Linked DNA regions of Homo sapiens: region 2 is linked to region 1. A link is an interaction called in ENCODE POLR2A ChIA-PET data of the cell type or tissue named here. Cell type or tissue: OCI-LY7. All regions are shown on one strand. Region 1 holds the start of CZIB (CXXC motif containing zinc binding protein). Region 2 has its middle 12 kb from the start of SLC1A7.

Evidence for each region. Peaks named below come from ENCODE experiments on the same cell type or tissue, not always from the same donor. Only the 100,000 strongest peaks of a DNase experiment are listed, where the experiment ranks them.
Region 2: POLR2A ChIA-PET joins it to region 1 with 7 read pairs; 2 of 35 experiments call an interaction of 5 or more read pairs at or near these places.

The regions. Positions count from the first base shown.
Region 1 is chr1:53,220,017-53,225,016 of GRCh38, forward strand. It overlaps CZIB (CXXC motif containing zinc binding protein), which reads right to left and starts at 618. Exons shown (of 8, transcript NM_017887.3): 1 at 554-618; 2 at 245-328. The coding sequence starts at 559. CZIB-DT (CZIB divergent transcript) reads left to right here and starts at 344. Exons shown (of 1, transcript NR_185918.1): 1 at 344-4,242. RefSeq lists an enhancer at 19-520 and silencers at 390-759, 890-949. In OCI-LY7, no CTCF peak of the experiment used is centred here; DNase peaks (open chromatin) are centred at 285 and 615; H3K4me3 peaks cover 1,451 bases; H3K27ac peaks cover 1,076 bases.
Region 2 is chr1:53,152,312-53,157,311 of GRCh38, forward strand. No RefSeq gene overlaps it. Among named protein-coding and RNA genes, the nearest start is that of SLC1A7, 12 kb to the left of the region's middle. In OCI-LY7, no CTCF peak of the experiment used is centred here; no DNase peak of the experiment used is centred here.

The sequences.
Region 1 (5,000 bases):
GTCCATTTACAGACCACGAAATATTTAACACAGGGAAGAACTACAAAATGAAGCTTTCCAAGACTGCCAATTAGAGATAAACCAATACACTTTAATAGAAAGCAAACGTAAAATTCTAACTAGGAAAACCCCGAACACTTAATGTGCCTGGTTAAATATTTTCTCATACTGCCGGAGAGAAGGCTCCGGTTCAGCACTGAGATCAGGACGGGCCTCCTCTCCCCGGGCCCCGCCCCGGCCGCACCTTCAGGTACCACCGGAAGTCCTCGCCCACGGGCCGGAGGTTGGTGATGTTCTCCAGCGTGGCTTTGAGTTGCAGCGCGATTTTCTGAGGGGGAGGGCCAGAGCGACTGCGTCAGCCGTGCCTGCGCAGCCCCACGCCTGCCCGACCCTCCCGCATTCCCAGCCGTGGGTGCCACAGGGAGACACTCCTTCTGCCTCCTGCTCCTTCAGCGCGCACCCACTCGCTTCATCTCCTCCTGGCGCGAGCTGTTGCCTCCCAGACCCTCGCCACCTCCCCTCCGTGTCCCCGCGGCGGGCGGCCTCCCCTCACCCCCATGGTAGCCCTCTCCGCCCGGTGCTGGCTGCGGCCCTTGCCGTTGCTTTCCGGCGCGTCGTAAAAGGCGGGTGCCGTCTGCGCACCCTCAGTAGGGCGGGGCCGGGGCCGGGCCGCGGGGCAGGGACTTCTGCGCGCCGCTGCTCGCCTGGCCCACTGGGCTTTTCGCATCTGGGGATCTGGGGCCAGTGGAGGTCAGCCAGGTCCGCGAGCAACCTGTGCTCAGGCCAGCGGAAGCCTGACTCCAGGATTCGGTGGTGCCACAGACAGTTACTGAACGCCAATTTTGTGCCTGCTTTAAGCGAACAGGACAGTTCCTGACCCTCAGTTCTTTCCAGGCTCTTCACTACTCTGCCTGCCCTGGAACTTCTCAGATCACGTCAGCTCCCTCTGCCCAGGGGAAAAGCTACAAAAGGAAGAGTTCCAAGACTGCCAAATAAAGATAAACCAATACGCTTTAAAAAGTAGAATGTATTGGTTTATCAGATTTGGGGATGATGCCTTTCTTCAAACTGCCCTTTCCTGTTTCACCCAAGAGACCTGGTTTCTAGGCCCTTCTCCAGAGTTTGCCCTGTGTCCACATCCTTCTCACTGTGGTCCTTGCGACTGGACATTCCCCTTCAGCTGGCTCTTTTTTGGGAGCCCACCTGGCTTATCCTTCTCTCATAACGTTTATTGAACTTTATTTTACCTGGCCTCCTGTCCAGGCTACATCTGAGACCATGCAGGAGCTGTGGAGATTAACGGTAAAAGGAACAGCACATTCAAGACTCTTCTAGGAGGTGGGGCAAGATAGCCAAATAGAACCCTCCAGTGATCCTCCTCCTCCTCTTCCCTGGCAGGAACACCAAACTGAACAACTATCCACACAAGAAAGCACCTTCATGAGAACCAAAACTCAGGTAGCAATCACAGTAGCTGGTTGTAACGTCACATCAAGATATAAGGCAATGGCTGGGTGCGGTGGCTCACACCTGTAATCCCAGTGCTTTGGGAGGCTGAGGCGGGCAGACCACCTGAGGTCAGGAGTTTGAGACCTAGCTGGCCAACATAGTGAAACCCTGTCTCTACTAAAAATACAAAAATCAGCCGAGTATGGCAGTGCACACCTGTAGTCCCAGCTACTCCGGAGGCTAAGGCAGGAGAATTGTTTGAACCCGGGAGGTGGAGGTTGTAGTGAGCTGAGATCATGCCATTGCACTCTAGCCTGGGTGACAGAGTGAGACTCTATCTCATAAAAGAAGAAAAAAAAAGGAACAAGGCAATGAAGAGGGTAGGAAAGACAGTCTTGAATTGCTACCACCACCCCTCCCTCATCCTCTGGCAGCACCTGGCTGCCTGGCATAGAGAGAGAATCTGTGTGCTTATGGGACTTTGCATTGGAACTGAGTTTTGCCCTGTCACAGTGGAAAGCAACTCAGGGCAGAATTCAGCTAGTGCCCACAGAGGAAGCACTTAGAGAAACCCTAGCCAGAGGGGAATCATCCATCCCAGTGGTCAGGTTCTGGCGAGCCCCACCACCACTGGCTAAAGTGCTTCAGGGTCCTAAATAAATTCGAAAGGCAGTCTAGGCCACAAAGACTGCAATTCCTGGGCAAGTCCTGGTGCTGTGCTGAGCTCAGAGCCCGTGGACTTGGGGTGCACACAGCCTAGTGAGATACCAGTTGGGGAGCCAAAGGAGTGTTTATGTCACCAGTCCCCCAACCCCAGGCAGCACAGCTCACGGCTCCAGGAGAGACTCCTTTCCCTTAGAGGAAAGGAGAGGGGAAAGTAAAGAGGACTTTGTCTTACAGCTTGGATACCATCCCAGCCACAGTAGAATAAAACACCACGCAGAGTCCCGAAGCCCCCTTGCCAGGCTCTATCTCCCAGATATTTCTAGAGCTACCATGGGCCAGAAGGGAACCCGCTGCTTTGAAGGAAAGGACCCAGTCCTGGCAGGATTCATCACCTGCTGACTAAAGAGCTGTTGGGCCTTGAATAAACATTTGTAATAGCCACAGTACTGGGTGAGGCCCAGTACTGTGCTGCCTTCAGGTGTGACCCAGTGCCTTCCCAGTAATGGTTGCCACAGGGAGAGACTCCTTCTGCTTAAGGAAAAGAGAGGAAAGAGTTAAAAAGGAGTTGGTCTTGCAACTTGGGTACCAGCTCAGCCACAGTAAAATAAAGCACCAAGTAGGTTTCTAAAGCCCGGACTCCATGCCCTAGCTCCTGGACAGCATTTCTAAACCCACCCTGGGCCAGAAGGGAACCTGCCACCCCAAAGGGTAAGACACAAGCCTGGCTGGATTCACCACCTGCTGACTAAAGAGCCTTTGGGCTTTGAATAAACATCAGCAATAACCAGGCAATAGTCACCATGGGCCTTGGGCAAGACCCACTACTGTGCTGGCTTCAGGTTTGACACAGCACAGTTCCAGCAGTGGTGGCCACAGGGGTGCTTGTGTCACTCCTCTCCCAACTCCAGGCAGCTCAGCATGGAGAGAGAGACTCCATTTATTTGGGAGAAAGTAAGGGAAGATAACAAGAGACTCTGCCTGGTAATCCAGGGAATTCTCTCGGATCTTACCCAAGACCATCAAGGCAGTACCTCTGAGTCTACAAGAGTCACAGCATCGCTGGGTTTGGGGTGCCCCCTAATGCAGTTACAGCTGCAGTGACCAAATATTTACATCACAACACTCATTTCCCTTTGAGTACTTGGAAAAGCCTTCTGAAGAAGGATGAGTACAAATAAGCCCAAACTGTGAAAATTATGATAAATACCTAATTATTCAATGCTCTGCATTGACCAACAGTCACAAACATCAATACCATCCAAGAAAACATGACCTAATCAAATGAACTAAATAAGGCACCAGTGACCAATCCCAGAGTGACAGAGATATGTGACCTTTCAGAGAATTCACTGTCACTGAGAAAGCTCAGTGAAATTCAAGATAGCACAGAGAAGGAACTCAGAATCCTGCCAGATAAACTTAACAAAGAGATGGAAAAAGGAACTCAGAATCCTGCCAGATAAATTTGACAAAGAGATGGAAATAATTTTAAAAATTAAATAGAAATTCTGGAGCTGATAAATTCAACTGATACACCAAAGAATGCACCAGGGTCTCTAAACATGAGAACTGATCAAGCAGAAGAAAGAATTAGTGAGCTTGAAGGCAGGCTGTTTGAAAATACACAGAAGAATTGAAAGAAAAAATAACAAAAAAGGATGAAGTATGCCTACAATATCTAGACAATGGCCACAAATGGGCAAATCTAAGAGTTATTGGCCTTAAAGAGAAGGTAGAGAGAAATTAGGATAGAAAGTTTATTCAAAGGAAGAATAACGGAACTTTCCAAACCTAGAGAAATATATAAATATTCAAGTACAAGAAAGTTATAGAATACCAAGCAGATTTAACCCAAATAAGACTACCTCATGTCATTTAATAATCAGACTCCCAAAGATCAAAGATAAAGAAAGGATCCTAAAAGCAGCAAGAAAAAAGAAACAAATAACACACAAAGAAGCTCCAATGGGTCTGGCAGCAGGCTTCTCTGTGGAAAGCTTACAGGCCAGGAGAGTGGCATGACATTTAAAGTACTGAAGAAAAAAAACATTTATCCTAGAATAGTATATCCAGCAAAAATGTCCTTTAAACATGAAGGAAAAATAAAGATTTCCTAGACAAACAAAAGCTGAGGGATTTTGTCAACACACCAGACCTTTCCTTCAAGAAATGCTAAAGAGTGTTTTTCAGTCTGAAAGAAAAGGATGTTAAGCAATGAGAAATCGTCTGACGGCACAAAACTCATTGGGAATGGTAACTACACAGACAAATGCAAAAGATTTTAACACTAATTGTGTGTAAACTACTCATATATTGAGTAGCAAGACTAAAAGATGAACCTATCAAAAATAATAACTTTTCAAAACATAGACAGTATAAGATATAAATAGGGGCCAGGCACGGTGGCTTATGCCCATAATCCCAGCACTTTGGGAGGCCGAGGCAGGTGGATCGCTTGAGCTCAGGAGTTCAGGGGCAACATGGTGAAACCACATCTCTACTAAAAATACAAAAAATTAGCCAGGCATGGTGGCATATGCCTATGGTCCCAGCTTTTCGGGAGCCTGAGATGGGAGGATCGCTTGAGCCTGGGAGGCGGAGGTTGCAATCAGCCAAGATCACACCACTAAACTCCAGCCTGGGTGACAGGGCAAGACCCTGTCTCAAAAAAAAAAAAAAAAAAAAATATATATATATATATAGATAGATAGACAGACAGACAGACAGACAGACAGACAGATAGGCTGGGCACAGTGGCTCACACCTGTAATTCTAGCACTTTGGGAGGCTGAGGTAGGACGACGGCTTCAGCACAGGAGTTTGAGACCAGCCAAACCCTGTTTTTTTCTTTTGTTTTTTTTTTTTTTTTTTGAGATGGAGTTTCA
Region 2 (5,000 bases), 68 kb before region 1:
TTTCAACATTTTACCATTAGTATTGCCATTGCTATAGGGGGTTTTTGCCCATGCCCTTTATCAGATTAAGAACGTTCTCTTTTATTCCTAGTTTGTTAAAAAGGGGTTTTGCTTTTTGGTTTTTTGATGTTGAATTTTATTTTATTTATTTTTATTTTTTGAGACAGGGTCTCGCTCTGTCACCCAGGCTGGAGTACAATGGCATGATCATAGCTCACAGCAATCTCCACCTCCTGAGCTCAACTATCCTCCCACCTCACCCTCCCAAGTAGCTGGGACTACAGGCATGCGCCACCACACCTGGCTAATTTTTGTAGAGACGAGTTTCACTATGTTGCCCAGGCTGCTCTCACACTCCTGGCCTCAAGTGATCCACCCACCTCAGCCTCCTCACGTGCTGGGATTATAGGCATGAGCTACCGTGCCCTGCCAGATGTTAAATTTTTGTCAAATTATTTTTCTCTTTTAATTTATTAATGTGGTGAATTATATTAAATAACTGTGAAACATTGTAACAATCTTGTATAACAGAAATAAACACAACTTGGCCATGATTTCTTCTTCTTATTGTTATCATTATTTTTATTTAAACGTGGTTGCTTTATATTGCACTTTTAAAACTCACAAAAAGCTTTACAATATCTGCATTCCTCTACTTAATCATCAAAGCTTTATGGTAAGACAATGAAAATTTTATTTCATCAATTGGGCATACTAAAAAACAATGAAAAATTAACAAACAAATCTCCTTAATCAAGAACATTCCGTAAAATACACACTCTGGCATGCGTCTGAATTCATCCCTCCTAAAATTAGACTTTAAAAGGCTTTAAAAAAAATCTCAAACAGATTTCAATACTGACTAGCCTACCAGAACAAAGCTGATAGCAAGCTATAAACAGCTTTCAATGTTGAATGTAATTTGGGGGAAGTGGAGAAGAAGAAATTATCTGCTGAACCTACATTTAAGTGCATCTGTTAGTAAGACTTCTCTAATTTAATGAATTTCAACAAAGTGAACAAGTTCTTTGCCTTTGGTAGTTTCTCGGATTTTATTTTTAAACTTGTGACATCTTGACTAAAGGAATGGAATCCTGGGACTAGAATATTTAAGGAAGAGGACAACATTGAGGCGGGAAAGAGGAAAAATAAGATTAGTACTTTCTTAGATAGCTAAAATGGGTAACAAATAATCCCAGCTACTCAGGAAGCTGAGGCAGAGAATTGCTTGAACCCAAGAGGCAGAGTTTGCAGTGAGCCGAAATCACGCCATTGCACTCCAGCCTGGGCAACATAGCGAGATTCCATCTTAAAAAAAAAAAAAAAAAAAAAAAGAATACCAGAGTTGATATGTAGGGTTTAGTTTGACTTATGTTTTTAAAAAATTAGATAAGTATAACATCTAAATGGCAAATAGAACAATTAAAGATGGTCTCATTTAGGAAATGTTAAAAACTAATTATCCTCAATTATGTTTTAAATTTGTGGAATGACATAGCAGATATTTTGAGCATCATTATAGGATCCAATTAAAATTATGCATACTGCTATTTTCACTTTTTTTTTTCGAGATGAGATCTTGCTTCTGCTGCCTAGGCTGAAGTGCAGTGGCACGATCATAGCTCATTGCAACATCAAATTCCTGGGCTGAAGCGATCCTCCCATCTCAGCCTTCAGAGTAGCTAGGACTACAGGCACATGCCACCATGCCCAGCTAATTTTTTTTTTTTTTTGGTAGAGGCTGAATCTCACTATGTTGCCCAGGCTGGTCTCCAACTCCTGGCCCCAAGCAATCCTCATGCCTTGGCTTCCCACAGTGCTGGGATTACAGGTGTGAGCCACTCTGCCTGGCCTATTTACACTTTTTTTTTTTCTTTTTAACCCAACTACTCAACGTGGCATATTTTCACTTTTAATATAATTTATATATACCTGGGGAAGCTCTTTTTGATATTATCAGTAGAGGCCACTAAAAATAATGCCAGAATTCCAGTGAGAAGAGAGTAGAAATGGAAAGAAAATGGGAGGATAAAGAAATTGGGTAGTAATAAGAAACAGGATTTTTAAGGTTTTCTCACTAGTTAACTAATGCCACAAAATTGCGTATTTTGGCTCAATGTCAGTGGGCTGCTGGAAGGGACCAGGAAATGAGTGCAATATCCTAACCATCCCAGGTAGATTCTTAACTAACCCATGATTTGGATGGCTCACTTGTGAAGGGAGTGCTTTGGCCTCCTCGCTTCCTTTCTTCCTTTTCCTTTTTTTATTTTTTTTTTTTGAGACTGAGTCTAGCTCTTGTTTCCGAGCAATTTTTGAGAAATCTCAACTTTAAAATATCCCTCAAGTTGCCCCCTTTCATTAGTCTTGTAAATAATATTGTTTAAGACTCACACATTGGTGAGAGTCAGGAATTATTAGGATTATTTTAATAGCAGACATTGAGTTCATTTACTTGGAAAGAAAAATTTTATTCCGAGGTGACTTTCAGAGATTTAAGTGCTCTATTTTACCATTGAATGAGAATTTTTCTCAAAGCAAATATTCTCTAAGATGCTAGAGTATTCAGCTTATTGGGATAGTACCCTTTAACTTATTAAAAGTTACAAAGTCTAAGAAAAAGCATGCAAGTCTTGAGAATCACTGCTGTGAATTCTAACAGGGAGGGCCTGAAGCCTGGAAGCCTGGCTGACAGTCCTGCAGACCAGAGTGGGGACTTGTGGTGCCTCTTCCAGTCTGCCCATGGCCGCCCATAGACCATTTGGCATGTACTTCCTCCCCTCTGAGGTCCATAAAAGCCCTGGGATCAGCCAGAGAAGGGCAGAGGATGGAGAGGACAGAGAGATGACTGGCGACTGGATGATCAGCTGCAGAGAGGAGCTGAAAGCTCCTGCTGAAAGCTGGGAAGCCAACCGGGACCTGCCTTCAGAGAGCAGCCACCCTCTCCAGGGCCTCCTGTCTGCTGAGAGCTGAACGCTGGATGAGACAACCTGCCTACAGAGAGGAGCTGCCCGCTGAGGGTCTCCTCTGAACTGTCCTAACACTCAACAAAGCTTCTCTTCGTCTTGCTCGCCCTTCATTGTCTGAGTACCTTATTCTTCCTGGATGCAGGACAAGAACTCGGGCAAAGGCACCACTGCCCACAGAAGTTTCTGGCCAGAAAAGTGACACCCCAAAGATCCCGTAACACTATGAGATGCAAAGACTACAAATGTTTAAGTGGAATGATCTCTAACCTGTAAATTACACTCCTGTAACAAGCAAATGATTACATACTGTGGAAGACTACAGAACATAAGTACAGAAAGCTGCTCTCCAAGGCTGCATTCTCAAAGCTTGAAAAGTTAATTGGCCCATCATTTTGGTACAGTAGGTAGCTAGTCAAGCATGAGCAGGGCAGGAGAGGGCTCCCTATACCTCACCACAAATGTCAGGCAACCATCAGGTGATGGTCAGGTGGTTGTTAACTGTCTGTTTAAAATAATAATTGGTTGCAGCTGGTGCCAGGGAAAGGCCGTCTCCCAGTAGATAGAAACACCTGAAACAGGTGGTCAGCTGCTTAATCTCAGGAGTTGGGCAACTGGGCTCAAGCATGCTCACTAAGAGGCAAAATGGTGAGTTTAACTGATACATGACTTTCCAGGGACATTCGGCTGGTAAGGGAAGAATGCCTCAAGTGAGCATGCATACAACTCCAGTGAACACACTGTGCACACTCCCCTCCCAAGGGCTGGCAGGTCACTGTGCACACGGACAGCCCAAGGGAAGAATCAGGGGAGAAGGGACGCAAGGCATGCCAACATGTACAACCCCAAGTCAAAGGTGAAATGGCACACTTGATCACTCAAGTTGCCCAGGTGGCTCTTTCCCAAGTGTACTTTACTTCCTTTCATTCCTGCCCTAAAGCTTTTTAATAAACCTTCACTCCTGCTCTAAAACTTGCCTCAGTCTCTCCCTCTGCCTCGTGCCCCTCGGTCAAATTCTTTCCTCTGAGGACGCAAGAATTGAGGTTGCTACAGACCTGTACAGATTCGCCGTCACTAATAATTTTAGAAAGAAAAAAAGATGAACATGGATTAGGAGGGTCTACATGTGGGAAAAAAATTGCAACTAAGATATTTTAGAGAGCCCACCTCTAGTAACAAAAGAAAAAATAGGCCCGGCACGGTGGCTCACACCTGTAATCCCAGCACTTTGGGAGGCCGAGGCAGGTGGATCCTGAGGCCTCCCCAGAAGCAGATGCTGCCATGCTCCCTGTACAGCCTGCAGAACTGTGAGCCAATTAAACATCTTTTCCTTGTAAATTACCCAGTCTCAGGTATTTCTTCATAGCAGTGAGAGAACAGCTAATACGGTAGCCATCTCTGGGGGGACATCGAGGAGGCTCTCATTCTCCTAGAAGTCTTTCCAATTCATATTATCCTCAGACCATAGTTCATCTCTTCTGTAAGCCACAACTCTGGGCCACCAGGAAACCCAGTACATGTAGTTGTCTGCTTGCCACCGCTCAATTTTTTATTTTTATGCATTATGTATAACTATGTATGTTTCGTAACTTCCCAACATAGGCTTTCCTAATTATCTTTTTGTTCCTTTTATAAACAAGCTTTATTGAGGTATGATTTACATACTGTATAATTTACCCAAAGTGCACACTTCAATCGTTTTTAGTAGGTTTACTGAGTTGTGCAATCATCATGACAGTCCCATTTTAGAACACTTCCACATCCCCAAGAGCCCCTCATGCCCACTTTTAGCCAATCCCCATTCCCATCTCCAACACCAGGCAATCACTAATATGCTTTCCATCTCCATAGATTTGCCTCTTCTGGACATTTTATAAAAATGCAGTCATACAATCTGGGTTCTTTTTTTTCTCATTTTACTCTGCATATGTTCTAGGCTCATCCATGTTTGCAGCATGGATCAGTAGTTACTCCCTCTTACCATTGAATGGTAGGTACTACATTGTATGGATGTACCCCATTTTTTTTTCTACTCAC